Linked DNA regions of Mus musculus: region 1 is linked to region 2. Evidence: chromatin loops called from intact Hi-C (ENCODE). Cell type or tissue: heart. All regions are shown on one strand. Each heading gives the region's core, and the rest is flanking DNA. Links, peaks and the distances in the headings are about the cores only.

What was found. Hi-C counts contacts between places; a loop is a spot of excess contacts. Peaks named below come from ENCODE experiments on the same cell type or tissue, not always from the same donor. Only the 100,000 strongest peaks of a DNase experiment are listed, where the experiment ranks them.
Region 1: a loop joins it to region 2, with 5 times the contacts of the local background. A loop is called at or near these places in 5 of 42 quality-filtered maps.

The regions. Positions count from the first base shown.
Region 1 is chr4:149,508,436-149,524,244 of GRCm38, reverse strand. It overlaps Ctnnbip1 (catenin beta interacting protein 1), which reads right to left and starts at 6,004. Exons shown (of 5, transcript NM_023465.4): 1 at 5,866-6,004. It overlaps Gm24381 (a small nuclear RNA gene), which reads left to right and starts at 6,963; the gene lies at 6,963-7,066. In heart, for the core only: a CTCF peak has its summit at 6,108; DNase peaks (open chromatin) are centred at 5,204 and 6,144; H3K4me3 peaks cover 1,935 bases; H3K27ac peaks cover 1,324 bases.
Region 2 is chr4:149,445,729-149,461,537 of GRCm38, reverse strand. Rbp7 (retinol binding protein 7, cellular) reads left to right here and starts at 6,570. Exons shown (of 4, transcript NM_022020.2): 1 at 6,570-6,660; 2 at 8,004-8,182; 3 at 8,588-8,689; 4 at 11,615-11,837. The coding sequence starts at 6,588. The coding sequence ends at 11,665. It also overlaps the pseudogene Trmt112-ps2. In heart, for the core only: CTCF peaks have their summits at 6,685 and 7,711 (motif pointing left); DNase peaks (open chromatin) are centred at 3,237, 3,517 and 6,487.

The sequences.
Region 1 (15,809 bases), core at 3,052-11,051, 63 kb before region 2:
CACAGCCAGGGAGTCAGCGCTTTGTCCCTGACAAGCTGAACCCCAAACAAGGTCGCTAACCTTGCTAGGCCTCGGTTTCTGGTTACATAAGTGGCAAAAACTCCATGCATCTTCAAAAGTCTGATGAAGGTCAGATGAGACAATGAACACAGAGTGTCTCTCACTGTCTGAACGAGCACACACCACTCTCATTATAAGGAACCCTGCTATGTGAGCGACAGACTGCACCTACTCTGGGCTTAGTTCTTAGGGGAGCACAGATGACATGTGACTAATTGTTGTTTCGGACTCTGTCAATGAAATGCCTAGGACCCTGAGTGGGACTTATAAAAAGAGACCAATTTGATCCCTGCTAAGTCCTTTGGTCTCTCCAAGTTGGCGGACATGGGCGACATGCACCATAATGGACAATGGCATGCCTGAGGGAGCATGGGAGCTGCTACTGCATCAGGCCAAGGCAGCCCTGGCTCCCAGTGAGCTGCGCCTCTGCCCACCCTTCTCTGCTAAGTTTCTAATTCTGCTCCATGCAGAGCAAAGCAAACCTGTTCTTTCTAGACATCACTGTGTTCTTATCAAGCGACCAGACAGCAGGTGCTCAGAGGTGACAATGTGCCTGGCTCTCCAAAGCAGGCCTGCTGATACTTGGAAAGAGTCTAGAAGAGAAGAGAAATCAGGAAAGCTACCTATTCAACCATGATATATCAGAAGCTCAGGGATAGGAATGTAGCTCAAGGCTAAAGTGCTTGCCTAATATGTGCAAGACCCTGGGTTTGAGTCCAGTACTACAAAAATAATAACAATAATAATAATAAGGAAGAGGAGTAGGAAAGAGGACAGAGGGAAGGGGGTGGGAGGGAGGACTAATTTACATAGCTTGAAACAGAGTCTGTGAGACACCCCCTTGCTGGAGAGCAAGGAGCTAAGGGCTCACCCAGCATCTTAGCACTAGACAATGCTTGCTGATTTACAGACTCCAGAGAAAAAAAGCTCAGTTAAGTCTGCAGGTCTGGTCAACCTAGCCATTGACTCCTGGATTTTCTGAGTGTTATCCAATCAGAACCTGCTGGTCTGCAAAGACCTCCCCAGAACTAACAGCTCCCACTCCGGCCAACTGTTCTTCCTGGCTTCCTGATCCTTCTCCTGGAATGCATTCTTCTGAAAACTCCAGGAAGAGCTCCCGGGCAGCAACTTCTCACTCTCCAGAATCCAAGAGAAAACCCAACTCCCGACCACGACCACGGATCCAGACCTGACTCTGCTCACCACACTCCAGCCCCCATTACCTGCTGCCTACAGAGCTGCCCTTTGGCTCTCAACGTCACCATTAAAAAGCCACCTCTCAGAACAAGCTGGATCCTCGCCCTCACCCTGTCTCACAGCTAGGTCCATTCCCTCAACACCCTGTATGCATCTGTTCACTAACTCACTTTTTAGTGTTACTCTTCATTGCTAGATGCAGGACCCTGGGCTTCAGGGATCTTAAGGATGCTTTCTGTCGCTGAGTTATAAAGCTGACCTACAGAAATGCTCAATAAAGGAAGAGAGAAGTGTGCCTGGCCAGTAGTTGTGTAGCAGTTGCTGCCTTGCATATCTGAGCTCCTAAGTTTAGTATCCAAGAAAATTAACTAACTAAATCCTAAAACTAAACTCCATTAGATAATGAATCTTGGCTACATCTGCAACACAATAATGACTGGTGTCTGGTATCAGCTTATTAATTGATTGATTGATTGATTGATTGATTGAGACAGGGCCTCAATTATATGGCCCTGGTTTATCTGGAACTCATTGTGTAGACCAGGCTCAAATTCCGAGATCCTCCTGCCTCTGTTTCCCAAATCCTGGGATTAAGGGTGTGCTCCATCATGCCCAGCTTCAATTAAACAATTATTTACTGAGTATCTGAATTGAACTATAATAACAGACAAAGACAAAGCTCTCTGCCCTTAAAGAGCTTAAGTTCTGGCAGGAAGGAAGAGATGGGGAGAGAAAGGAAGAACAATGAGATAATTGGGCCGATGAGCTAGCTCAGTGGGTGAAGCACTTGCCTGCAAGCCTGCTAACCTGAGGTCAATCCCAGAACCCACATGGCAGAGGAGGAGGAGAACCAACTTCTGAGCGTTGTACACACACATTCCCTATCTCTCTCTTTCCCCACCCTCTTTCTATTTTCCTTCTCACATATGTGGTGTGCATATATGTGCATGCTTTGCACATATGAAGGGTTACATGTGTGCACACAGGCATGTGTAGCCCAAAGCTAATATCTGGAACTATCTTTGATTGTTCTTCTACCTCCCTCATTGAGTCAGGGTCTCTCAATCAAGCTCAGAGCCTCCTCATGGCTTTTGCTAGCCAGCTTACCCTAGGGTCTCCTGTCTGTCTTCTGAGTCTGGAATTACTATCAGGCCGGCACACCCACCCAACATTTATTTGGGTTCTGGGGATCTGAACTACAGGCCTTACTGTTGTTGCCTGGCAAACACTTTACCCCCTGAGCCATTTTCCCAGCCCTAACCTTTTAAAAAGTGAGATAATAGCTAGCAGTTCAGTGAAGCACTTACTAAGTGCAAGGCGCCATTCCGAGCACTGAATAGGTATTACTTAATTTAATCCATTCAACAACTCTGAGGGAAATGGGAAAGCTTAGACAGGGACTGGCTAAGGACTTTCTGACGCTCACGTAGCCTATGGTGGCAGAACCGAGATCCAAGCCCAGAGTTTGGGATAAAGTCCATGCTCTAATTAAGAGCAACACTTCATATTTGCTGAGTGTTAAATAACCACACGGTCAGCACGCTCGGCAGCTGTTCTCTGGGGGCAGGGCTGGACAGAGAACAGCTCCATCTAAGAAGAGCTGCCCTGTCCGGTGAGCACAGTCACTGACGACCTGCTGAGTTTCTGCCGGATCACTCTAAGAAAGGGGTCTACAAGGAGGCACAGTCTGACGAAAAAAGACTCTCAGAGGTAGGACTGCCAGCCAGCCAACCTTTACACTTTGCGCAGGTCACTGACCTCAAACACCGCCAAAGACACAAGATGACTTCAGTGGAGACCCTGGCCTCAGACAGCTCAGACACACGCATATACACAGAGCTGACATAGAGATCATGACAGGCACTGAAGCAAAGGAACAACCTGCTAGGGGACTTCAAAGGAGTTAGCCAGCCCTAAGTCCTCACTGCCCACACAGGTGACCTCCAAAGGCCTCTCTGTTAGCACAGAATTAGAGCAGCAGAGAACCAAGTTTAATTCCATTTAATAGCTCAAGTTCATGGCCCACTCAGGTGTTCTCCAGCCTACAAGCAAAGCACTCTAACTGTCTTATTTTCCTCCTCTTCTCCCCTCATCCTTTAAATTTTTATTTTTTTATGACAGCGTCTCTCTATGTAGCTCCTGGCTGGTCTGGACTCACTATGTAGACCAGGCTGAACTCCCAGACCTTGAACTCTCAGAAATCTGCCTGTGTCTGCCTCCCAAATGCTGGGATTAAGTGGATGAGTGTATTTACCCCAGTTTCTTAACCTTGAGGGTACTGGACACCAAACCCGGAGCCTCACACATTTTCTCTAACTGCGCTACATTCTTAGCCCCTTCAGCTTCTTCCTGCAACAACACACAACAGAGGCAGGGCACTAATGCTTCCATGTAAATGATGCATCCAGGCTTGGAAACGGAGCCCAGTGTGTCCTCTCTCCTCCACCTCTAACTGATTTACAAACCCACAAGCTCTCCTCCATCAGAGGGGCTGGCCTGTTCTGTGAGTACATTGCTGTAACATGGGGACTGTTTCCAGTTAAGCCATGAAACCCACCAGACTGAAAACTCACAGCCAGGAGTCTCATCTCATCTGTGTCAGAGTCCAACACAGTACCTGATTCACAACAGACCCTGAACAAGACTCCCTAAGCTCAACCTGAGCGGAAGTCAGATGGAGACGCTCTGTACAGCAGACTTTCAGAGGCTGTTCCTCAGAGTGTTACTTCCCAGTTTCCTGCATCCAGTAATGGGGACACACTGATTCTACTTCCTTCCTTCTATTACCATCTCTAGTTGGGCAAGCTCAGCGGTCAGTCGACAAGCACCTTTGCCTCCACCTCCAACGCCCCCTCCCCCACAACCCTGTCTCTTCATGGCTGACAGAACAATCATTTGTTCACTTATATTATTTTTCTTTTTTGAGACTGGATTTCTCTATGTCACTTAGGCTGTCCTAGAACTTGTTCTGTAGACCGGGCTGGCCTCGAACTCACAGAGATCTGCCTGCTTCTGCCTCCCGAGTGCTGGGATTAAAGGCACGTGCCACTACCTTCCTGCTCAGAACAATCTTTTAAAACCTAGACCATGTGTTAATTAGTATCTTTCTGTTCAATTCACTCTAATGGCTTCTAACTCTTTTGGATAATGTATCATACCCTACACAATATATTCTTCTCACCTAGACTCTTCCTTCCTTTCCCCTTTTCGAGAGGGTCAGGATGACCTCTTGTTCCATAGATTCCTAGTGTTCTGGCCCCTTCATAGCACCTAATGGTTTCAGCCACTTATTTCTTTACTCAGTTATTATCTGTGCTCTTTCCTTCCTTGGTTGCCATCTCCCAGAAGGCAAGGACTGTTTAAGCCCCAGAGCATGGAAGGCATGAATGGATCTCCATCTCACAGAGGTAACTTCTGTCTGTCCTCATGGACCACACTGGCTCTACCAGGAAGCCATGAGTGACACACTGGCACTGAACAGTTGGCACCTTTATTTGTGATTCAAAGTCCTGCTTTGAATCCAAGGAAGTGCTGGCGTCTCCAGACACCTTCATGGCAGCAGAGATCAGTTATCACAGGGTTTCCAGCCAGGAACAAGAGCCTGGTGGTGGTAGGAGCGAGCCAGAAGCCAAGAAGCCAGAAGCCACTTGAGAACTAAATCTCAAGACAAACTGACTTGCCTCCAGATCCCACAGCAACATACTCTGTGCCTCAGTTTACCCAGCAGTTATCTAGGCACACTTCCTTTGGATCTGTAAGTGACAGGAGACAGAATAATTAACAGCTAGAGCATAGTTAGATCCTCAGATAGAAAGTGCTGCAAGCCGCACGTCTCATTATTCATAAAACTCTTGATCCCCTTGGGCCTTCCCATGAGCTAACCGGCAGAGTTACTCCTAAGTCAAGTTCCATACACAGAAGCATGCAAAGGCTGCAGGGCCTCTGCAGGTAAAGTGTCCAGAGCTCCAGGCTCACGGAAAAGGGAAGTGCAACCTTGATAGGGGTGGCAAAAAGGAGGGGATACATGCAATTTGGAGGTCCGAGTGGTTAATCTGCAGGCTCACGTTCCCAAGTGCCCTGCGAAGGTGAGACATGTGTCTCTCACATGTACCTTCCAAAAACACCAAGGAGAGGTGGAATCAGGGGAGCGGACGGTGCATTTAAACTAGAAAGGGAGGAAGGGCAGCTGGGCGGACAGACAGACCTTGGCAGCATCTAGGAAGGGAAACATGGAGAGTCAGGATGCTGGGAAAGAGGTGCGGTAAGGTGAGGAAGAGACAGGGCAATGGGACCAGGAGGGTGGACAGACGATGACAAGCACGCGGGCCCAGAGGGGTGAGCAACTGGGACACCTGTGGAGGAGACCCCCAAGAGAAAGGGAGGAAGGCAGCAGGGTGGTCTGCGGCGGGAGGTAGCAGCGCCGGGTGTGGTGGGGACGACGGGTCCAGGCCCAGGGCGCCGCGCCAGCGGAGCCGGCCCGGTGGGTCTCTGCGGGGTCGAAGGTGCCTTCCGCGGCCCCTCCCCGGGAGACAAAGGGCCGGCGGCTCCCCCGCGTCCCGGCGCAGCGCCGGCCCCCATGCTGCGGTCGCGGCCCGGCCTCGCGCTTACCTGGGCCGCCCGAACGCGCGGCGCCGGGGGCTGCGGGTCCGGAGCGCGGCGGCCTGTTCCGGGGCGCGCTCAGCCGGAGAAGCAGCCGCGGCGGCGGCAGCAGCACCAGGAGCGGCCGCCTCAGCCTCCGCCTCTCCGTGAGTCACCGCGGCCGGGAGGGAGGGAGGCGCCAGGCTGCCGGAGGAGGGACCGGCGGAGGGGGGCGGCATCAGGCTCCGCGCGCGCGGCGGAGGCGCGGCGCCGACCACGCCCCAGAGGGAGGTACCCTGAGGGGCGGGGCCTGAAGGGGTGGAGCCCCTAGAGCGGGAAAGGAACAGGCATTGGTTAACACACCTTTGGGGCGGGCTGCTTGCTGGAGGGCGGAACCCTGAGCCTCAACACGAGAAGGACAACTCATTGGTCATCTCTGGTTGAGGGCGGGACCAGAGGCTCGTGGGCGGGGTCTCGCGGTGGGTGGGTAGGGGCTCTGTCTGTACTGAGAACCCAGGGGAGGAGCAGGCGAGGCTAGAGTGAGGGGTCATATAGGGTAGAATTTTCACTGAGGCCACTTGACCCAGAACCCCAGAAAGAATGAAATGGAAGAGGTTGCAGACTATTTAGTGGCGTGGGCGTGGTATCTTGGAACAGTTAGGTCTGCTCTTGAATTTGGGGCCTAGCCTGGGGTCTGTGAAATCCAGAGTGCCCAGGGCCTCTGTGATTAAAATCTTTCTACCGGCAGTCTTGCTGTATCTGGAGAGGTTGAAAGGGGAAAATTGTTCATTTTCGGCAAATTGCTTTTAGTTTAAAGGCACATGAATGCTTAAGAGTGGTATCATTTCCAATTTATTTTTGAAAAATTTATGTGTGTGCCTCCATGTTTGTATGTGTGCCACATGTATGTCTAATGCCTTGGCATGGATTCCCTGAAACGAATTACAGACAGTTGCGAGCAACCATGTGGGGCTGGGAACTGAACTCTGGTCCTCTACAGAAGCAGCAAGAGCTCTTAGCTGAGTATACTCTCTGCTAGTGTCCATGGGCACCTACCCATGGTATACATACAACAGGCATCCACACATAAAAATCAATTGAATAAATAAATTTAAAAACTAAAAATGGTACTCATTCCGGTAGCATACATACTAAAATTGAAACAATACAGAGATCAGCATGGGCCTGGCACAAGGATGACACACAGATCTGTGAAGCATTCCATAGTAAAAATAGAATTTTAAATGACAAAAACTAAAACCTTAAAAATACAGTAAACTGTGTTTGTTTTTTTTTTTGTTTGTTTTTGTTTTTTTGTTTGTTTGTTTGTTTTTTTCAAGACAGGGTTTCTCTGTGTAGCTCTGGCTGTCCTGGAACTCACTCTGTAGACCAGGCTGGCCTCGAACTCAGAAATCTGCCTGGCTCTGCCTCCCAAGTGCTGGGATTAAAGGCGTGCGCCATCATACCCAGCTTGTAAACTCTTGTGTGTTGTTGTTATATGACTATGCCTGGGGAGAGCAAACATCTACTCACCTCAGACAGGGAGCCAACTGCAGACCAAAACTCTACCAAAATCCAACTTGGTAAACCTATGAATTTTATTGGTGTGACTTATAGGAGTATGGGTGAAGTTACAAGAACAGAAATGACTCAAAGACGATTGTGTCACCAAAGTCCACCCTAGCATGAGTGACAAAAGCTGGGAACCTGAAACACACTGCACAGTCCATAGGTAGCACAGCAGGTTGGAAAATGTCCTTGCCCTGTAGCTTGGTTGGTCCATGCCTCTTCTAGGTAGTTCAGTCGGCTTTATTGCTTGGAAAGGAAGGGGGCTAGTGAATCTGGTCAATTTCAGGAACTTCCTGAAGCCACTGAATTGTTTACCTCCTGAGTTTAGTAAGTTTAGCTATAGGATGGAATGTTTTATCTTCCTTAAAAAAATACAGTCCCTTTGTCTTCCCTTTAACATCTGTGTTTAAAGGACCTTCCTTCAAAGACAGAAGGTTTTCATCTTGGAGGGAACTGCTACACAACAGTTAAATGTGTGCATGTTGTTTGTATGTGTACATCTGTGTGGAGGTCAAAAGTCAAAGTCTAGTATCTTCTGGTTTTCTTTTTGCCTTATTCTATTTTTTTGGTTTTTTTTTTGTTTTTGTTTGTTTGTGTTTGTTTTTTTGAGTAAGTTAGTTTCTCTCATTAGTCCTGAAGCTGAGGAACACTTCCTGGGTTTTTTTATTTCCTTTAATGACTTATTTATCTTTATTTCATATGTATTGGTGTCTTGCCTTCATGTGTGAGGGTGTTGGACCCCCTGGAACTGGAGTTACAGACAGTTGTGAGCTGCCACATGGGTGCTGGGAACTGGTCCTCTGGAAGAGCAGCTGGTGTTCTTAACCACTGAGCCAGCTCGCCAGCCTCTTGATGAGTTCTCTCATCAAGCAGCAGCCTGCATAGCAAGCACCTTGTGACACTTTGCTAGCCACAAGGCAGAAAGCCGCTGCCTTGGTTTCACTTTGATGTGACTGTGTGCAGCATCCCTAGTGTGTGGTGTCTTCAGCAAGGCAGCAGGTAGGTGATCAAGAGCAGTACCACGCAATGGCGCCTCCATTGTTTTGAAGCCTCCGTGGCTCCCTGGCCACCAGTTCACAGAGAGAGGCTCACACCTCCACTGAAGACTTACAGCTTCTGGAAGCAGCATTATCCATCCACACAGAGTACCTCCATTCAAACATGTTAAAAATATTCTTTTAATTAATTAAGAGTAGACCAGCGAGACTGGCAAGCCCCAGGGCTCTGCCTACTCAGCTCTTTGATTACAAGCTTTTATGTGGGTGCTGAGGATTCAACTACCAACCACCCCGCCTCTCGCCATAGACATTTTAAAACATTACCCTTATATCTGAAATGCTCAGATTGTTCCTTTTTTTTTTTTCCGGTTTTTTCGAGACAGGGTTTCTCTGTATAACCCTGGCTGCCCTGGAACTCACTATGTAGGCCAGGCCTCACAGTCACATCAAAGTGAAATCTGCCTGCCTCTGCCTCCCAAGTGCTGGGATTAAAGACCTGCGCCACCACTGCCGGGCTGCTCAGTACTCTTGATTCCACAAACTGCACCTTAGTCATACCTGAGTGACATGGTGGTGAGCTGCCATGAGGATTATGAATCCTCGAAGGCCTTGCATATGCCTTACTCATGACTGGATCTCCAACAGTGTCCCGAAGGCACTGTGCCTGGAGCAAAGGCTCAAATATTTGCCAGGACTACAGCTTCCCAGTGGGGCCTTCAGGTTTCCCAGCGAACACACAGATGCAGAAGCACACGATCACAGTGTTTTTCTAGAAATACTCATGTTTACGCAAATCAATAAAAACTGTTGGTGTTGCTTGCTAGTCGAGATGGAAGAGTGTGGATTATGTTCTCATAAAGATGCTTAAGGACCGAGCGGGAAGGAAATGCAGAAGACTACATGTGCTGGAGAGAAAGAATGGCTACTTCTGAGTTTTCCCAAGTTTTCATATGTATTTTTTAGTTTTAATTATTTGGTTTTATGTGTCTGAGTGTTGGCCTGACTGTGTGTCTGAGTGTTGGCCTGACTGTGTGTCTGAGTGTTGGCCTGACTGTGTGTCTGAGTGTTGGCCTGACTGTGTGTCTGAGTGTTGGCCTGACTGTGTGTCTAATCACCATGTGCATGTGGTGCCCTCAGATCTCAAAAGAGGGCACTGGGCCCCTTGGAACTGAAACTACAAATGACTGCCATGTGGGTGCTGGGAACCCAACCCTGATCCTCTGCAAGAACAGCCAGTGCTCCTAACCACGAGCCATCTCTCTATGTGTTTAGGGTTCAAAATTACAGTAAATTTATCAACACAAGTCAGCCTCGGAGTGACCCCAGGAGTTCAGAGTTGGGCAATGGGCATTTCTAGGCAGCAGAATTACTTTAGGTTATCTCTGGCTCCACCCTATGCCTAGGAAGTAAGGGACATTTGTCAGTTCTGACAGTCTCTCTTGAGGAGCAGGAAGGACACAAGCCCAGTGCCAGGATGGGCACCGCCATTACATAGCTCAAAACAAACTCCGAAGCAGAACAAGAATGCTAGACTCTGACAGTGATGGTTAATATTAACTGTCAATATGACAGGGCCTAAACTCACCCTGGAGACACATCTGTGGGCATGTCTACACGCTATTAACTAGATGAGGTGAATTAAATGTGGGCAGCATTACCCCACGGGTTGCATTCCCAGGCTCATAAAAAGGAGAAAGCAAGCTGGACACCAGCATCCATCTCTCGGCTTCCTGCCGGCAGCTGTGATGTGAGCAGCCGCCCCCCAGCCCCACTGTCGGGCCTCCCCATCAGGGTGGACTCTTCAGCCACACATTAAAATAAGCCCTTCCTTAAGTAGACAAGAAAGTAACATAAACATAGGCTGAGATGTACCTCTGAGGCCATGTGCTTGCCTAGCATGGACAAGCACTGAGTCTGACCCCAGTGCCACAAAAGGAGCGGGTAAACCAGTTTTTAAAAAAATTTAAAGGGCTTGGAGAGATGGCTCAGCGGTTAAAAGCACCGACTGCTCTTCCAAAAGTCCTGAGTTCAATTCCCAGCTGCCACATAGTGGTTCATAACCATCTGCAATGTGATCTGATACCTTCTTCTGGTGTGTCTAAAGACAACTACAGTGTACTTGTATACATAAAATAAATAAATCTTTTTTAAAAAATTTAAATGCACTGTTGGTAGTGTTGGATTTGCTAAAAACAATTTAAATGTACCCAGTAGTGACTGGGAGCATTTGAAAGGCAAAGACAGGTGGGTATCTGTGAGTTTGAGACCAGCCTGGTCTGCAGAGCTAGTTTCATGACAGCCAAGACTACCCAGAGAAACCTTGTTTTGAGAAACCCTGTTTCAAGAAACCAAAATTAATATATATACATACATATATATACACACATACATATATGTGTATATACACATATACACATATGTGTATGTATACACACATATAATACATATATGTGTGTGTGTATATATGTATATGCACATATATGTATATATGTGTGTATATATGTGTGTGTATATATATGTATGTATATATATGTATGTATGTGTATATATGTATATATATATATATATATGCAGACAAACAAACAAGTTAAATAATAAAATTTAGTCATAACAACTTATTAACTAGCAAAAATTATAGTAAACAGAGATGAGCATGGTGGCTCACACCTGTAGTCTTCTGAGCCTGACACAGGAGGATTGCCATGAGTTCGAGGCAAGACTAGACTTCGCTGTTACATATTAAGTTTCAGGCTAGCCTGGGCTACGGGAGTGGGATTCTGTTTCAAAATCACTAACAAAAAGCCCCACCGATGCGACACGGTGGGTAAAAGTACTTGACACCCAAGCCTGGTGAGCTAAGTTTGATATTCTAACCCAAGAAAATGGAAGGAGGAAATCAACTCCACACAGTTGTCCTACACATACGGACATGCACATGCACAACACGGACACACACACTGACACACACAGGGGTTGGGGTAGGGGGTTGGACAGAGGGCAAAGCATTAAGGACGGTTATATGACAAGTCTATAACCCTGTCCCGGTTTCTGATTCCCAGAACCCTTTAAAGGCAGACAAGGTAGTGCGTGTCTAATCCTAGGGCCAGATCAGGAGGCAGAGACTTGAGAACCCCTGGAAGCTCACAGCCAGCTAGCCTGGTGTGGGTGTGGCTGAACAGAGAGCCTCTCTCAAACAAGATGGGAGCTGAGGACTGACTCAAGACTGTCCGTAGACTTTAATATGTGCGTCAAGGTGCATGTGTGCATGTTTAAGTGAAATAAGTACCTTTTATTTTGGTCCCTACGCCTGAGATCTGGTTCTATTTGGGATGGCTCTAACTTTTCAGAGGACGGACATTTGGAGGCCAGATGCACAGGGGACAGGGACTGGCAGTCAGGTTCCATCCTCCTTGGTTGTGCCTTGGCAAAAACTCAATCGATTTTCCTTTGGAGATAACAAGGAATTATTAAACATGCCGATGAAAGCATTTTGTAGATCTGTGAATATACATATTTTGCGTCCTAAGTAGGGTACGTACAGCTGTGAACATCTGGCTGGCTGCCAGCCTGCTCCCAGAATGTTGGTCTCCACAGCATTTGATAAGGGGGGTACCCACCACATCACAAAGCCCTGATATATGTACTTGGGATCAGTATCCAGAAGTCACTGCCACTTTCCTGGGCTAGTAGTTTGCAGACCTGCATGTTTGTAAGAGCGCACTGGGTCAGACTGCAGGGGCAGCTTCGGACATTCTAATCACTCGATAGAACGATGAGATCTCACTTTGAATGCAAACACTCAGCCTGCTGCCTTTAAACGCACTCTGTGCATGCTTTTGACCGCTGGTTATTGTCCAATTAGGGACTGAAGAGAAAGACAGTCCCTAAAAGCAAATAGCTTCCACTCTCTGTGAGTGAGTACTAAAATACTCACCATGCCCCTCCTAGAACACAGCTACCTGATTTCATACCTGCAGATGCTGCGGGATTATCAGAGTATCTGGAGAGGCTGAGACCATGACTGACAAGCGGCTCCTTCCTGGCCACAGAGAGGGATGGACAGAGAGCAGTGTGAGGTCCCAGAGCCGGACGGTCACTGCTATCTGCAGCCTTGTTCTGCCTTTCCCCTTCACATCATGGTAGAAAAACAAACGGCAAACCTCCTCTACACTAGGCCTTCCTGTGTCACAGATATCTTTTGCTATTGGTGGTCTGGGGTTCTCTGTGATGTATGCAGCTCAGGTCTAACCTTGCCTTCTCACCTCGCACCCTGTGACAGCCAGATTTTACTCTGTCCAGCAGAGATTGCTCAATCTAAATGAACTTTGTAGTTGTGTTTCTCCACAACCCAACCTCTTTGTCACTTCATTACAATTCTTGTGGGAAAACACTTCCCGTTGGCAGCAGAGGCCTCCCAGCTGGTTAAGCAGAGAGGCCTCGTTTTTTTTAAGGGTAAGAAACACTAAAGGCCGAGGGTGGCGCATCTTGGCGCTGCTGCCTGCTAATGAAGAGCCTCACACAGAAGCTGAAGCAGACATGCATGGTGCATGGTGCACATATGCTGTGATCTGAGAGGACTCCCTCTGCTCCCACATGGTGCATGACAGGCAGCCATGATTATTAATTATTTAAGCAATGAACATTAGAGCCAACACAGGCCTTTTTTTTTTTTTTAAAGGAAGCTACACTCTTGGATCCTCTGTTGAAGTCACTTTAATTAACATAAGCTATAGAGCTCAGAGAACTATATCAAGATACTCAGAAAAGATGATTTCATCTTTTTCTATTACTTTCTTTTCCCTTTAAAAGATGACAAGCTGGGTTATGTTTGGAAACAGCAGGGACAAAGTTAGAATTTAAAATAAACTTGCTATAGCGCGCTTCCATTTATGATATCAAGGAGAGGGCATGAAATGTTGACAAGATTTTTGTGCGCATGTGCTATAGGTATGCATGGTGCACGCATACCTATGTGTAGGGGTGTACGCCCATGTGTGCCCCAGGAGGACATTAGTATCCTGTTCCAACTCCACCCGACCTGTTCCCTTGAAGAAGGGTCTCTAGCCGGGCGTGGTGGCGCACGCCTTTAATCCCAGCACTTGGGAGGCAGAGGCAGGCGGATTTCTGAGTTCGAGGCCAGCCTGGTCTACAAAGTGAGTTCCAGGACAGCCAGAGCTACACAGAGAAACCCTGTCTCAAAAAACCAAAAAAAGGGCTGGTGAGATAGCTCATTGGGTAAGAGCACCTGACTGCTCTTCTGAAGGTCCAGAGTTCAAATCCCAGCAACCACATGGTGGCTCACAACCGTCCCTAACGAGATCTGACTCCCTCTTCTCGAGTGTCTGAGGACAGCTACAGTGTACTTACATATGATCAATAAATAAATCTTTAAAAAAAAAAAAAAGAAGGGTCTCTTTCTGAATCTAGAGCTCACAGCTTTTCTTATAGTCTGGCAGTTAGTGAACCTGTGATCACCTTGTTATCAATGCACTGGGGCGACAGGTTCTTGTAACCACACCCACTTTTGATGTGGGTGCTGGGGATTTGAACTCTGGTCCTCACGCTAGTGCAGTCAGAACTCTGAGCTTCTGAGCCACCTCCCTAGCCCTTGTCAGATAGGCCTGAACTCACAGCCCACCTACACCAGCCTGACCTGTTCTTGGCATCATGAGGTACCCTTGAGCTCCTGATCTTCCTGCTTTCCCCTCCCAGGGGCTGGGGTTCCAGGTGTGCACCACCATGCTCTGCTGAAAATGTCAATTCAAAATTCAAATCTTACAATCTCACCTGTCCCCTGCACATCCTGGGTATTACGATAGTGTCTTTCAAAAGCATTCACACCATTTTTAAAGTTAAGAGCCAAAAGGGGGGGGGGCATGGTTTTGATGTTATTTTCATATTCCAGGGCTGCTGTCACTCACCTCAAACTCCCAGGCTCCCTCCCAGTGTAATCTTCCCATGTTGCCCATCTTCCTGATATTAGTGCTATTTCTCTTACCACGCTGTTCACTTCTAACTCAGCGCCATTTAGACATCTCTCATTATCACTGTAACTAACCTGTCTCCAAGGCCTGCTGAGAGCATCTCCTTTGCAGGTGTCCTTTGCAAATAGCTTACATTGTCTTTGCCTTCATGGTGGATGTGACACATGCCAAAGGTGATGAACAATGGGTAATTCTTTGTAACTGCAGCTAAGTGCTAAACGCTGAACTCTGTAGGAACATAACCTTGTGTGAGAGTCAAGGTTCTATTAGGGTCCTTCATCCTTGGAAGAGTAACATTGAACTTTACACTCGAATTGGATGTGGTAGCACTGAAATAAGGGGCTTAGGCAGGAAAATAGTGTTCAAGTCATACTCTCTGCCACAAAGCAAGTTTGCAGGCAGCCTGGGCTATGTAAGACCCTGCCTCAAAGCAAAGCAAAGAAAAGAAAAACACAATATCCAAATAAAAAACTAATAAAAATGTAAGCCTTTGGGCTGGAGAGATGGCTCAGCAGGTAAGAGCACTGACTGCTCTTCCAAAGGTCCTGAGTTCAATTCCCAGCAACCACATGGTGGCTCACAACCATCCGTAATGAGATCTGATGCCCTCTTCTGGTGTATCTGAAGACAGCTACAGTGTACTTTCATATAATAAATAAATAAATCTTTTTTTTTTTTTTAATGTAAGCCTTTTTTGTTGTTGTTTTAAGACAGGGTTTCACTTTGCAGCACTGGTTGTCCTGACCCTCACTCTGTAAATCAGGCTGGCTTCAAACTCTGAAATCTGCCTGTCTCTGCCTCCTGAGTGCTGGGATTAAAGGCGTACGCCACTACATCCAGCTTAAATAAAAGTTTACACTGAAGTTATGAATCGGAAATTAACTAGGCAAGGAACGGGGAGAAATGTGCTGTAGTCAGGGGGTCTAGCCCAGGCAAAGAGCATGAGGAGGAAAGAAAAAAAAAAAGCAGCAATAGGACCACAGAACTGAGTGAAAAGGCTGGAGGCTGTCTGTAGAGGCATGGAGAGAGAGACACTAAGGAAGCTGGTCAAGGAGGCTGGGTCCAGGTCTTTTCAGATTTCAGAGGCTACACTTTCGGTCTTTATCCCAACAGTAACGAGGACTACTGAGCTACATGGTGGTCTGACTGAGCATGGTCTCCATAGGCTCAAATATTTGAAGACTTGATCCCCAGAGGAAGTGTGTCACTAGCGGTGGCCTTTGAGGATTCAAAAGCCCATGCCATTCATGGTTAGCTCTCTTACCTCATGCCTGTCAATCAAGGTGTAATATCTCAGCTATTGTTCCATTGCCATGACTACCTGCCTGCTGCCATGCTGCTCATGGACTCTTACCCTCTGAGACCATGAGCCCAAACTTAAGCAATTTCTTTGTCAGTTGCCTTGGTCACGGTATTTTGTTGT
Region 2 (15,809 bases), core at 2,982-10,981:
CTGTATCTGCCAAAGCAAGGTGAGCTATCCAGTGAGTGTTTCAAAACTAATGGTAACCTTAACAGCTATGCTGTAAAGCAGGGAAGATATCAAGCTCACACAAAGCCAACAGCAGTCAAATGGACCATTGTATACAATAGAAAGCCTTTACCCAGCTTCAGTGAACATTTTAACAAAATGCTTCCTGTGCGGGGGAACCCACATTGTTTCCTTTTACTGGCTATTTTGTAGTTTTGTCAGACAAGGTATTGTGTAGTTTAGGCTTGCTAGGAACTCAAGATCCTCCTGTCTCTGGCGTGTTGGGATTACAGGTGTACTCAGAGACCGTGCCTGGCTTTCTCTTCGAATCTGTTTTGCTTTGAGACAGGGCCTCTAGCGCTGGAAGCTCTTGAACTCCCTATGTAGCTGAGGACAACCTTGAACTTGGGATCCTCCGGCCTCTGCCGCTGAGTGCTGGGACCGCAGGCATGCGATTACAGCCAGGTTGGGTTAGGCAATGCTAAGGATAGAGCCTGGGATTTCATGCATGCTGGGCAAGCACTCTAGCAACCGAGCTTCAGCCCCAGCCATCGATTGTCCTTTGACTAGCATCCCATGTGTACCACTTCCTATTGATACTTCTAAGTGAGAGGGTGCTGGAGTCTCACTTGTACGCTGAAAGAATTATACTGAAGACTACGAGGAAAGAGGACATGAGAAACAAAGACCAGGAAGAAAGAGGACTTTATAAAGAGGCTTACAAGACAGGGCCTGGCGAAACAGCTCAGCAGTTAAGAGCACTGATTACTCTTCCAAGAAGTCCTGAGTTCAATTCCCAGTAGCCAGGTGGTGGCTTGTAACCATCTATAATGAGATCTGGTGCCCTCTTCTGGCCTGCAGGCATACATGCAAGCAGACTGCTGCATTCATAATACATAAATCTTTTTTTTTTTAAGATTTATTTATTTATATGTAAGTACACTGTAGCTGTCTTCAGACACTCCAGAAGAGGGAGTCAGATCTCATTACAGATGGTTGTAAGCCACCATGTGGTTGCTGGGATTTGAACTCCAGACCTTCAAAAGAGCAGTCTGGAAGAACAGTCGGGTGCTCTTACCCACTGAGCCATCTCACCAGCCCCATAAATCTTTAAAAAAAGAAAAAAGAAAGAAAGAAAAAAAAAAACAACCAAAACAAACAAAAAAGCGGGGCGTGGTGGCACATGGCTTTAATCCCAGCACTCGGGAGGCAGAAGCAGGCGGATTTCTGAGTTCCAGGCCAGCCTGGTTTATAGAATGAGTTCCAGGACAGCCAGGGCTACACAGAGAAACCCTGTCTCAAAAAAAAAAAAAAAAAAAAAAAAAAAACAAAAAACAAAAACAAAAAAAAAATCTTGGGGCTGGAGAGATGGCTCAAGAGGTTAAGAGCACTGACTGTTCTTCAAAAGGTCCTGAGTTCAAATCCCAGCAACCACATGGTGGCTCACAACCATCTGAGATCTAACACCCTCTTCCCATGTATCAGAAGACAGCTACAGTGTACTTACATATAATGATAAATCTTTTTTTATAAAAAGAATCTTAGGGGCTGGTGAGATGGCTCAGTGATTAAGAGCACCAACTGCTCTCCCGAAGGTCCCAAGTTCAAATCCCAGCAACCACATGGTGGCTCACAAACCATCTGTAACGAAATCTGATGCCCTCTTCTAGAGTATCTGAGGACAGCTACAGTGTACTTACATATAATAAATAAATAAATCTTTAAAAAAAAAAAACAAAAGAATCTTAGGGCATGAGTAAGATTTAGACCAGTGGTTCTCAACCTTCCTACTGCTGCTACCCTTTAATACAGTTCCTCATGCTGTGGTGACCCCAACCATAAAATTATTTTCATTGTTACGTCATTACTACAATTTTGCTACTGTTATGACTCATAATATAAATATCTGTATTCTCCAATGGTCTTAGGCAACCCCTATGAAAGGGTTATTCAATCTTTATAGGGGCTGTGCAACCCACAGGTTTAAAAACTGCTGATCTAGAGAGTTCCTATAGGACACTGTACTTGTAGTCAGCAATAATATGTTGGGCACTTAAAATTTACACAGCCATAAGTGCTGGTGCATGCTTATCATCCCAGTAGTTCCAAGGATTACAAGTTCAAGGCTAGCCTGGACTGCTTGACACCTTGACTTAGTCATAAAATAATTCACTAGGGGCTAGGTCTTGTGCAATTTGTTCTTGCCACCAAAAATAACACAGAAAGCCCACAAAAGAAACGGGTTTTCTCCATTTAGGCTGCCTCTGCGGTGAGGAAGCGCTAACTTCATGAGAAAGCAGTGTGCTCCCTGAATGCTCCCTGAGTGCTCCCCAGGTGCTCCCCTGAGGTCTCTCCTAAGTAGTGTGGCCAAGCAAGATTGAGGGGCTCAAGGCTCTTTGTGTTGGTTCAAACTTTGTCACAACCAACAAGTTTTACAGGGGTGCCACTCAAAGTGGCAGCGTCCCCAAAACCGAGCTCATGTGTTCCCAGCCACCGTGATGCTGTTGAGAGAGCAGTATTTGCGGAGTAGCTTTTGTTCAGCTTCCTCTTTGTGCATCCGCAACAAGTTAAGTCAGACCTGCAAAAGAATTTCACCCTGCTGTAGGTCGTAGCCAAAGGCAAGACAGTTGCTGGAGGAGACAATACCTGGATTTTATGTGCTGTCTGTGTCAGATTTTTCTACTGTAGGACGCTCAACCCCGACTGGCCTGAACAAGAAAGCCCTTTGTATTCAGAAGCAGAGATGTAGGGCAGGATCCAGGGCTGGTGTGAATGAATCCCCAGAGTTATCACGGTCCCTGCCAGTCAGGGTGTCCTAATTCTGTGCCTGGTGAGCTGCAGGGGAGTGACCAGGGCTCTGGGCACAGAGAGTGAGTCATATGCTTCAGAAGTGGAGAGAGGCTGGGTCCCCACCAGCTCTTCCTTCAAATCAGACATCTTTCCTGTGACCCATTATCATTCGAGATTTCATGTCCTTAATTAAAACCAATTCTTGGTACAGGAGATGAGGTTGCAGAGATGGGGTTAGCCTTGAACTCGTTTGGGGCTATCTAAGGAATCGAAAGATACTCCTTGCCTTGGTGGTATCGTCTCCTGACAGCAGGAGGGGAGGGAGGGGTGATGGGAAGATCACCTTCTTGCTCCCAGGTCCTTCTTGGATCAGCATCAAACCCCATCAAGTGAGAGAGAGTTCCCACCCATGTGACCTCGTCATTTCCTGTCCAGTGTCTGTTGAGGAGGAGTTCTACACATAGGTTCAGAGCCTCGCCTTTGTCTAGAAGTTTATAGTTGAGTTCCTAGTGTTAAGCACAGGGTATGGAGGCAAATACCGTCCTTCTTTCCTCTCCTCTCCTTTGCAGTGATAGTTTCTGATCCTGCCTAGAGGGAAACTCTTGGAACTGACCAGGAGGAAGGTGATTCCGGAGCCTATGATTCAGTCAAAGCTCCGTCCCCTTCAGCAGCAGTCCAGTCCAGTCTTGAATAGGTGGCCTTTACTCAAGCTGGCCCGAAGCCAGGGCAACTGGCACAAAGGCTAAGAGTATTATTAGTTACTTCTGTGCCTTTCATTTTTAGGCCAGGCTTTAGAACAATATGATCCTTAAGGTTAGGAAGTAGCTACTGTTCTTTTTTTTTTTTTTTTTTTTTTTGGTTTTGAACCTTTAATGAGAAAAAAAAATATACTATGGAGCTCAAGTACACGGTGGTCGGTGAGTCACTGGGGGGAGTTTGGGGGTCACACATGACACGTCTATTTAACAGACCGTACAACAGAAACACACAGTCAACAAAATACCAAAGTGGCGGCTAGCAAGGTTACGTCTCAGTCTCCTCATCATTCAACAGCATATTGGGGATCCCGCGGCTGATGGGGAAAAGACGACCAGATTCTGGGCATTGCAGGGTGCCCTCCAGTACATCAACCTCAAGCAACACGTGGTGCATCTTCCTCAAAAATGTCTCGTCGTGCTCATAGCCTTCAGTCGGCTCTTTGGGTACCTCGGCCAAGTTTAAGGTGTCCGCTGCCTGCACAAGCGCCGCCCACTCCACTTTGGGGATCATCCGCGCCACGAACTCCGGGTTGAACTCCACGGGGTTGATGCGGACCTCAGTGGCCTGCAGGCGCAGCGGGAAGCCACGCGTGCCCACGCCCCGCACATGGGAGCTTAGGAGATTGTGGGTGAGCAGTTTCATGTTGTCACAGCGGAGCGCGTGAGGCCGGAACCGGAAGGCGTAGCTACTGTTCTTTATGCGTCCTGTTCCAGACTCCAGAAATTTGGGCAGAGTTCACAGTTATGGATCCCTCAAAGGTCAAGGAATGTCTATGCCATTTGGTGTAAGAGATTCAAACGCTCTTTCTGAGCAAGTTGATCCCACCTTGGCTTCTCAATACAAAGGGCATTTCTCCCTTGGAAAAGGTCACATTCAGTCAGTCAGTCAGTCAGTCAGTCAGTCAGTCAAGCATTTATTGAGCATTTGCTGGGCAGAGTGCAAGACCCGGGGACACTGTCATGGTAAATGACGTGAACCCACAGTCATGCCTTTCAGTCAACAAACAGGGAAATGGACGAGGCATGGACTAGGAGAGGGAGAGGGAGATGGAGACAGAGAGGGAGAAGACATAAAACATATGCAAATTATAAACAGGTTTTTGGGGTTTTTTTGTTTTTTGTTTTTTTGTTTGTTTGATTGATTTGGTTTTATTTGGTTTTTCAAAACAGGATTTCTCTGTGCAGTTCTGGTCATCCCGGAACTCATTCTGTAGATCAGGCTGGCCTTGAACTCAGAAATCTGCCTGCTTCTTCCTCCTGAGTGCTAGGATCAAAGATATGTGCCACAACAGCCAACCTGAAAAAAAAAAGTTAACAAAGTTGTGAGTTTTTGTCAGTGCTAGCTGTGTCACCATGGGTGTCCATGATGCCTGTTAACTGATGTGGAAGGACCCTGTACCGTTGGCAGAGTTTAGGTCTTGGAGTGTGTGACAGGAGACATGAGTGGGCCCAGCACAGGCAGGCATTTCTGCTTTTGACTGTGGATGTCTGATAGCTTCACGTGCCTGTGACCCTGGCTTCCCTGCAAGGCTGGACCATAACTTGGAATGGTGAGTTAAAACAATCCCTTCCCCGATAAGTGGCTTTTGTATGAGTATTTCATCACAGCAACAGGTAACAAAACTAAGACCCACCCGCTTGCTTTTACGGTGCAGACACAGAGCCCAGGGCCTCAGTGCAAGCTCTCTGTCACTGAGCTGCGTCTCCAGCCTGGTTTCCAGTTTCCTTCTTTTGAATTTTGAAAGGTTTAGGACTCTGGTGGAAGTGATGTCACCTAACTTCTGAGATCGCTTTGTAGGACACAGGGCAGCACCTTTGTGGTTCTCTTGGGACTCTTAGAGAACTCAACCTCCATGCTATCTGGGATCCCTAACAGTCCATAAAGAGCCTATAGCTTACCAGACCCAGCCCTCAGCTCTTTTTTTTTTTTTTTTTTAAGATTTATTTCTTTATTTCATGTGTGTGAGTACACTGTAGCTGTCTTCAGACACACCAGAAGAGGGTGTCAGATCCCATTACAGATGGTTGTGAGCCACCATGTGGTTGCTGGAAATTGAACTCAGGACCTCTGGAAGAGCAGTCAGTACTCTTAACCACTGAGCCATCTCTCCAACCCCTGGCCCTCAATTTTCAAGTGTGGACAGATTTCCAGCTAACACACAGTCAAGTCTGACCAGCTGGTCTAACCTGAGCAGGGTAAAAGAAATGAGTTCCTGGGCTAAAGAGATGGCTCAGCGGTTAAGAGCACTGACTGCTCTTCCAAAGGTCCTGAGTTCAAACCCCAGCAACCACATGGTGGCTCACAACCATCTGAATCAAGACCTGATTCCCTCTTCTGGTGTTTGAAGGCAGCTACAGTGTACTTACATATAATAAATAAAATAAATCTTAAAAAAAAAAAAAAAGAGCTGGGCGTGGTGGCACATGCCTTTAATCCCAGCACTCGGGTGGCAGAGGCAGGTGGATTTCTGAGTTTGAGGCCAGCCTGGTCTACAAAGTGAGCTCCAGGACAGCCAGGGCTATACAGAGAAACCCTGTCTTGAAACCCCCCCCCAAATAAATGAGTTCCTATTTATTAGGATGGCTAGGTGCTGCATATACATTGATGTATGTGTGGGCATGCGTGTGTAAATCAGAGAACAGCTGGTTTTAAACATTTATGTTGACCCAGTCAGTATTTGATGCTGGGAGCTGAAAGCCATTCGTTTAGTTATTAACATCTAAGAATAAGGGATGACCTGGGTCACACCCTGGGCTCAGAGGTGTTTAAAGTTAAACTAAAGGAGGGAGTCACAAGGGAAACAGAGGTTGCCAAGGTAGGGTGGGGCAGGAGAAGGGATGGAGCCAGGAGTACGTGGGAAAGGAAGGAAGGAGGGATAGCCAGGGCTCCACACCCCCAGCTTCCCTGTCCCCTCCTGCAGTCCCCTTGGGCTCCATCCTGGCTCCGCCCTCGCCCCATTGACAATATAGGGCACCACTGCCTGTGACTCTTGGGCTTTGGCTGCGGACAGACACCAAACCATGCCAGCAGACCTCAGCGGTACCTGGAATCTTCTCAGCAGCGACAACTTCGAGGGCTACATGCTGGCCCTGGGTAGGACTTAGGGTTGTGCAGCTAGGGGGAGCTAAGGTTGGGGAGCAAGGCCTCGGGCCTCCGGGATTGAGTGAAGACAGTTTGTCCTGTGTGTTCCAGGTCCTTCTGTCCCCTGTGGGTTATGTTCTCGCTGGTCAGCTCCTGTCCTTGTCCCAGAGTCTCTGCTGCTCTGTCTTTCTTCTGACCCCCTTGTCTCGTCTGTCACTCATCCCATCTGTCGGTACCTCTCTGCGTTCCTCGAATCTCAGGTGCTTATGTACCCCTGCCTATCCAAATCTGCGTGGATATGTGGGATACGGTTGGGAGCGGCTGGGGCTCCTAGGGGCAGGGCGGGTCCTGGCACTGGAAACCAGGCAAACAGCAGCTGCAGTCTGCGTGAGAATTCAATTTCCCCGCCAGAGCTGAGCCCGCTTGGCTAATGGCCAGTGTTCGGAGTTCAAGGCTACTCCTGCAGATGAACCGGCAGAGTCAGCCTGAGCTGCCCATGTGTGTGGCGAGAGAGCAGTGCCCCACACCCTGAACCCTGTGGCCTCCAGTGCATGGGTCCACGAGAGAGGGTCTGATCACTGACCCTGCTTCCTAAAAGACTCTCGGTATGGCGCTGACCGGGCAACTTGCTCTGGCTCTATGGATTTGACAGATTTGGGCAACTATTCCTGCATGCAGAGCATCCTTGCCAGGGCTTGTATTGGGATTTATTTGTTCGGGTTTTTTTGTTTGTCTGTTTTGAGATAAGGTCTCACGTTGTAGGTCAAGCTGGCCTGGACCTCACTTTGTAGACCAGGCTGGTCTCAGACTTCAGGAAATCCTCCTTTCTCAGTTTCCCAAGTATAGAGATTAGAGACCTAAGCTACCATATCTTGCTGTACTGGGTACTTGAAAAACTTCCTTCAAGTACATAGAACAGACTTCAAAACCCCAGTAAGTAAAAGCAATTAAAAAAAAAATCATCCTTCTTTAGCGGCTAGAGAGGTGGCTTAGTCATGCACATGGCAGCGCACAACCATCTGAATGCCCTGTTTACAGGGAATGCGATGCCCTCTTCTGGCCTCTCTGGGCACTGCATACATGTGGTGCACAGATATGCCTGCAGGTAAAATTTATACAAGTTCTCGTGAGTCAAGTATGGTGGTGCACACCTATGATCCAATATTTGGAAGTGGAGGGAAGAAGATCAGAAGTGTAATGTCACCTTTGCCTGTATAAGTTCAAAGACAGCATGTGTTATGTAAAATCCTGCTTTAAAACCAGCTGCTCTCTGAGTTACACACGCATGCCCACGCATACATCAATGTAAATGATTAAAATAAAAAATATATATAATAAGAACAATAACTTTGCAGGTATTGACTTTGCAACTCGTAAGATTGCCAAGTTGCTGAAGCCACAGAAAGTGATTGAGCAAAATGGGGACTCCTTCACCATCCAGACGTGCAGCAGCCTCAGGAACTACCTTGTAAAATTCAAAGTTGGAGAAGAGTTTGAGGAGGATAACAAAGGCCTGGATAACAGAAAATGCACGGTAAGGGCTTAGGCAGCAGCTAAGGGCTAGGGCTCTCACTTAGCCAGCATGAGGCCCAGGGAAGATTACTAGCACCTTAGAAAAAGAAAAACGAAAGAACATAGGCTTGGGGCTGGAGAAACAGCTCATCAGCTAAGAGCATTTGGGCTCTTGTAGAGAATGGAGAGTTTAATTCCCAGCACCCACATGGTGGCTCACAACCACCTGTAACTGCAATTCCAAGGACCTCTGTGGGCACCAGCCATGCACATAGTACACATACATGCATGGAGGCAACACATAAAATTTTAAAAGATCAAAATGTAACCTAGGCTGCAGATCTCAGTTAGCGCTTCACTCAGTCCACCCGGTAATGTTTAAGGATCCTGCCATAGTGAAACACTGTTTCTCTCTCCCTCCTTGCAGAGCCTGGTTACCTGGGAGAATGACAAACTCACTTGCGTACAGAGAGGAGAGAAGAAAAACAGAGGCTGGAGCCACTGGATCGAAGGGGACCAGCTCCACCTGGTACTGATCTGTCCTGATCTTTTGAAAACATTTTGGGGGAGGGGTGGGAGGAGAGATTTAAATCACTATTTCTTTACTTGTATTCATGTGTATGTATGTGTGCCTATGTGCCTCTCTCTCTCTCTCTCTCTCTCTCTCTCTCTCTCTCTGTGTGTGTGTGTGTGTGTGTGTGTGTGTGTGTGTCACATGTATGCAGTGCCTTCAGAGACCAAAAGAGGGCACTAGATCCCCTTGGAACTAGAGTTGCAGGTGGTTGTGAGTGTGGGGAACTGCACCCTGGTCCTTTGCAAGAGCTATCTCTCTATCCCCTTGTTTTTTACTATTTAAAAAAGTTGTCAGCCGGGCAGTGGTGGCGCACACCTTTAATCCCAGCACTTGGAAAGCAGAGGCAGGCAGATTTCTGAGTTCGAGGCCAGCCTGGTCTACAGAGTGAGTTCCAGGAGAGCCAGGGCTATACAGAGAAACCCTGTCTCGAAAAAAAACAAAAACCAAAAACCAAAAAAAAAAAAGTTGTCATAACAGTATGTTTTGATCATATTCTATCCCCTCCCTAAGTCCTTTCAGACTTTTATCTCTCTATCTAGTACCTAACTTCATATTCCTTCTTTGAAACCAAAATAAATAAATTTAAAAACAACAACAAAAACAACCCCCAGACAACAATAGGCGCATGGAGTCCATTTTGCAGTGGTCACTTCTCCTGCACATGAGATATGCCTTGGAGAGCAGCTGATATACTGTGCGCCATAGGAGAAAACTGATTTCTCCTCTCCCAGAAGATATCAATTGGCTGGGCACTTCCTGTCATTTTCTTCTCAATTCTGGGATTTGTCTGGCTTGACTTTCTGCAGGTCTCGTGCATGCTGTCACAGGCTCTGTGAGTGTGTCCATACACCAGCCCCGCTGTGTCTGGCAGAGGCTGTTCCCTGGGAGTCGCCCACCACCTCTGGCTCTTAGAGTTTTTCTGCCTCTTCTTCTAAATAGATCCTAGAGCCTCGACGGCTATCTTAAGGCATCAGGTACAGGGCTGAGTGCTCCAAGGTCTCTCGCTGTCTGCCCACTGTCCAACTGTGGGTCTCTGATAATTACCATCTACTGCATGAGGAAGCTCCTTTTTTGAGGGCTGAACAATGCACTGGGATGAGCCCCACATGAGTGTCCTTTGTTCTTATTTGAAAAGAGATAATAGCAATTTTAAAAAGGTGGACAATTCCCCTACTCCTTCCCCCCCCCCCTCTCTCTCTCTGACATGCAGAAAGATCTTGAGGCAATTTTTGTTTTGATTTGTTTTTTTTTGTTTTTGTTTTTGTTTTTTTTTTTTTTGGTTTTTCGAGACAGGGTTTCTCTGTACAGCCCTGGCTGTCCTGGAACTCACTCTGCAGAGCAGGCTGGCCTTGAACTCACAGAGATCTGTCTGCCTCTGCCTCCTGAGTGCTGGAGTTAAAGGTGTGTGCTACCACTCTAGGCTGGATTCGATCACCTTTTTTTTTTTTTTAAGATTTATTTGGCCGGTCGTGGTAGCACACGCCTTTAATCCCAGCACTCGGGAGGCAGAGGCAGGAAGATTCCTGAGTTCGAGGCCAGCCTGGTCTACAAAGTGAGTTCCAAGACAGCCAGGGCTATTCAGAGAAACCCTGTCTCAAAAAAAAAAAAAAAAAAAAGAGAGAGAGAAAAGATTTATTTGTTTTATTTATATGAGTATACTGTCACCATCTTCAGGCATACCAGAAGAAGGCACCAGACCTCATTATAGATGGTTGTGATGGAAATTGAACTCAGGACCTCCAAGAGACCAGTCTGTCAGTGCTCCTAACCACTGAGCCATCTCTCCAGTCCCGATTTTATATATATATATATATATATATATATATATATATATATATATGAATGACATGTTTTATGTATACATGAGCTCTGTTGGTAGAGTATTTGCTCAGTGTGTGTGTAACTCTCCCTTTGAGCCCACATCTGTGAGTTCAGCACTTGAGAAGTGGAAAGCAGGAAGGTCAAAAGCTCAAGGTCATCTGCAGCGATACAGCAAACCAGAGATCAGCTTTGACTCTAGGAGAGCTGGAAAATAATAGTGTTTCAGGGTGGTCTCTATGATCAATGAAAGTCAGTCTACGGTGCCTCTTGTTACCTTGAGAAGCCAGAGGCACAGCCCACTGTGTCTTGCTGCTTTGGGGCCTTATTTCTTCCCAGAGGGGCACTGGTTTGTTTCACAACCAGGACTGCATGACCACAGGTCACAGCTCAAAACAGTCAATACTTCTTTTTTTTTTTTTTTTTTTTTTAGTAATAATAGTGTCTCTTTTTTAAAGGATTTATTTATTTATTTATTTATTTATTTATTATAAGTACACTGTGGCTGTCTTCAGACACACCAGAAGAGGGCATCAGATCTCATTACAGATGGTTGTGAGCCACCATGTGGTTGCTGGGATATGAACTCAGGACCTCTGGAAGAGCAGTCAGTGTTCTTAACGGCTGAGCCATCCCTCCAGCCCCAGTCAATACTTCTAAAGTGCAATCTAGAAGGTATAAAATCTGCAAAGTATAAAACCAGGGCTGGGTAAGGCGGGACACACCTTCAATCCTAGCACTTGGGAGGGAGAGGCAGGTGGATCTTTGTGAATTTGAGAGCAGCCTGATTTTCATAGTGAGTTCCAGGACAGCCAGGGTTATGTAGAGAGACCCTATCTATATTCATGTGTGGTTATGCATACAAATGCGCATACATATGTATAACCATACCTGTGTTTGTGAGTCTACACTAACTCCAGTAGAGGCAGTCAGGATCACGTTGTCGGACACCCATTTCCTGTCAGCGTGAGGATGGAGAAGACTGTACATTCGGTATCAGGACTGTTGAAAACATACGTCAACTTTTTCTTTTCTTTCTTCTTCCCTCCCTTCCTGTCCCAGGAAATGTTCTGCGAAGGCCAGGTGTGCAAGCAAACCTTCCAGAGAGCCTGATACATCTCCAGCAACAGAGCCCGCTTGAGGCAACTACTCAATGCCAAGTTATCTCGTAGAAGGAACGGGTGTTTGTCTGTTTTGGGTTGATGAAGGGTCTTGTCATTGGAAAGATGTCACACAGCCTGTATGAGAAACTGTTTGATTTCAGGACAGTTTCAGCTCCAATAAACCTGCTCAAGTGGTGCTGATTGGTTTTTTCTTTCTACACCTAACATGACTTGCTTGTTGGTTTGTTTATTAATTTATTTGGTCCAGGGACTGGAGAGATTTATTTGTTTGCTTGCTTGTTATCTGAGGGGCTGGAGAGATGGCTCAGAGGTTAACAGCACTGGCTGCTTTCCCAGAGGTCCTGAGTTCAATTCCCAGCAACCATGTGGTGGCTCACAAGGATCTATAATAGGATCTATAATAGGATCTATAAGAGGTCCCCTCTTCTGAACTACAGACATACATGCAGGCAGAACGCTGTATACATTATAGATAGATAGATAGATAGATAGATAGATAGATAGATAGATAGATACCTATATCTCTATATCTATCTATCTATCTATCTATCTATCTATCTATCTATCTATCTATCTATCTATCTATCTATAGTATTTGAGACAGGTTCTTACTGTGTAACCCTGGCTCACCTGGAACTCATTATGTAGACCAGGTTAACTTTGAACCCACAGACATTGCCCTGTCTCTGCCTCCTGAATGCAGGGATTAAAGGCCTGGGGCACAACCAATTATTTTAAGGAGTGTTCAAGAGCCGGTTCCGTGTGCAGAGTACACACTGGGAAACAGGATGTAATTCCTGCCTCCAAGGCTAGTGAGAAGGGTTTCAAAAATAGCTTCTGAAGGTGGACAGGTGGTGGCACTGGCCAGGTGTGAGGCTGTAGAGGTGGCCTTGATACCCATGCCAACAGGAAGCACTTTAGCTGGAAGGCCAGGAGGTCTTGTTGTTGTTGTTGTTGTTGTTTTGTTTTGTTTTGTTTTGTTTGAGACAGGGTTTCTCTGTGTAACCTGGCTGTCCTGGAACTCTGTAGACCAGGCTGGCCTCGAACTCAGAAATCCGCCTGCCTCTGCCTCCCGAGTGCTGGGATTAAAGGCGTGTGCCACCACGCCTGGCTGAAAAGGCAAATTTTAAGGGATAAAAGAAGAGGCTTTTCATATGCCGCTTACATACATAGACATACGGGCAGGCAAAATTTCCAAACACATAGATAAAAATCCGGGGGGCTGGTGAGATGGCTCAGTGCACCCGACTGCTCTTCCGAAGGTCCGGAGTTCAAATACCAGCAACCACATGGTGGCTCACAACCATCCCTAATGTGATCTGACTCCCTCTTCTGGAGAGTCTGAAGACAGCTACAGTGTACTTACATATAATAAATAAATATTAAAAAAAAAATCCGGGGCCAGCAAGATTGCAGTGGGTAAAAGCCCCTGCCCTCCTCTGACAGTATGAATTCAGTCCTTATTTGGTGAAGGAGAGAACTGATTCCTCACAAGCTGTTCTCTAATGTCCACATGAGCATTATGGCATGCATATGTGCACGCATGCACGCACGCACACACTGGTCAGACCTGTCCCCAGTGCTTCTTTAAGAGGAAGGTCAGTGGGGGGGGTGGGTATGGGGGACCTTTGGGATAGCATTGAAAATGTAAACGAGGAAAATACCTAATTAAAAAAAAAAGAGGAAGGTCAGACCTTCCTCATTTTTTTCTTTTTAAATATGTATTTTTATTATTAACATTCTTAAGCATTGCCGCTGTTTTGTTTGTTTGTTTGGTTGGTTTTTTTTTTTTTTTTTTTTTTTGGTTTTCAGAGACAGGGTTTCTCTGTCTAGCCCTGGCTGTCCTGGAACTCACTCTGTAGACCAGGCTGGCCTTGAACTCAGAAATCTGCCTGCCTCTGCCTCCCAAGTGCTGGGATCAAAGGCGTGCGCCACCACTGCCCGGCTCTGCTGTTTTAATTAGAACTTTACAACCTTTGTATTCAGACCAACACATACACTGTTGTTGTACCTATGTGCTAATAGATGAACATCAACACTTGAGAACTTCACATGGATCTTTTTTCTCTATAATTTATTTGCTCAATTTATAAAATGCTTTACTATACATTCAACGTATAAAATGATTGGTTACATAATGTCTTTTCTTTTTTTTTTTTTTTTTTTCCATTTTTTATTAGGTATTTAACTCATTTACATTTCCCATAATGTCTTTTCTAAAACATGTCACCACTTGCCTATCTTTCTTCTTTACAACTCTCGCCTTCCCATTCAGATACTGGGATCCTTTTTCTCTTCTCAAATTATTTTTCTTCTGCTTGATTTTATTTGTTTTATTTAGTTTTAAACCATGTAGATTAGTTGTTGCTTTTTAATTAGCACACAGACTAAAGAAATTCAGTATCCCCTTTTCTTTTGTTTTACTTTATTTTTTTATTAGATATTTTCTTTATTTACATTTCAAATGCTATCCCGAAAGTTACCTATACCCTGCCCCTGCCCTGCTCCCCTACCCATTCACTCCTACTTCTTGGCCCTGGTATTCCCCTGTACTGGGGCATATAAAGTTTGCAATACCAAGGGGCCTCTCTTCCCAATGATGGCCAACTAGGCCATCTTCTGCTACATATGCAGCTAGAGACACGAGCTCTGGGGGTACTGGTTAGTTCATATTGTTGTTCCACCTATAGGGTTGCAGACCCCTTCAGCTCCTTGGGTACTTTCTCTAGCTTCTCCTTTCTCTAGCTCCTCCATTGAGGGCCCTGTTGTTCCTTCCTATAGATGACTGTGAGTATCCATTTCTGTATTTGCCAGGCACTGGCATAGCCTCACAAGAGACAGCTATATCAGGTTCCTTTCAACAAAATCTTGCTGGCATATGCAATAGTGTCTGGGTTTGGTGACTGATTATGGAATGGACTCCCGGGGTGGGGTAGTCTCTGGATGGTCTATCCTTTCGTCTTAGCTCCAAACTTTGTCTCTGTAACTCCTTCCATAGGTGTTTTGTTCCCTATTCTAAGGAGGAATGAAGTATCCACACTTTGGTCTTCATTCTTCTTGATTTTCTTGTGTTTTGCAAATTGTATCTGGGGTATTCTAAGTTTCTGGGGTAATATCCACTTATCAGTGAGTGCACAGTAAGGAAGGTCACACTAAGAATGTATGTAGGTTGGGTATCAATTTAACAGGAGCTAGACTAGCCCAAGACAAGCTCTGGGCATGCCTCTGAGGGATTATCTAGATTTAGTTAATTGAGGAGAGGAGACCAGAGGGCCCTTAACTGGGAGACACCATTGCCTGGACTGAACAAAAGGTCCTTAAGTCCCTGCTGGGAGACTCCAGGCTTTGAAGGGCTGTAACCTGGGACTGTGAGTCAGCATGAAGCCTTCCTCCTTTACCTTGCTATCCTCAGGGTATTTTTCCACAACAGTAAAAGGAATCTAGGCCTTAGGGAATCTGCGTGATCAGAGAGGAGGTAGAACTGTTGGTGGGGGAGACTCTTGGAGATGCAGATAAGAAGGTCCAGGTAGAAAGCCCTAGGGCAAGTCCCCTTAACACTTAAGAACTCCGTCTGGAGCAGAAACAACCATTTTAGATGAAGAATCCGCAGTTCAAGATAACTAGAGAGAAAGGCAAGCAGGATGCAAGGTGAGGACTGTGGTAAGATGACCTATTCGGCCTCCAGCAGCTGAAGGAGGAGGAAGCCCACTGGGAGAGAGCAATGTGTTGGAAGCCGGAAGTGAGGCTGCAGCTCCGCGAAGGGGCGGGGCTGCTCAGCCATGGAATAAATAGATCGAGGGATGGCGGGGAGCCAAGCGTGGTTTTCAAGCGTGGGACCACCCAGATGTGGGGACAGCATTCTGAATCCCGGTTGAAATCACAGCATCAGGAGTCTAAACACAATTAACATTCCTTGCCAGGTGGCCAACATAGAAACAGTGTAACCCTTAGGCTTTAAGCCCAATTCATTGATATTTTAACATTTTTTTGTGGAAAAAAAATATATATAACCTTATGTTGGCCACCTTCACAGCAAATGCTAATTGTGCTGCGGCTCTAGAAGATGAGGTTTCAACTAGGGACTCCTTTTATCTCCCACATCAGGATGGTTTTTCTTTCTATCCTGCCTCAGT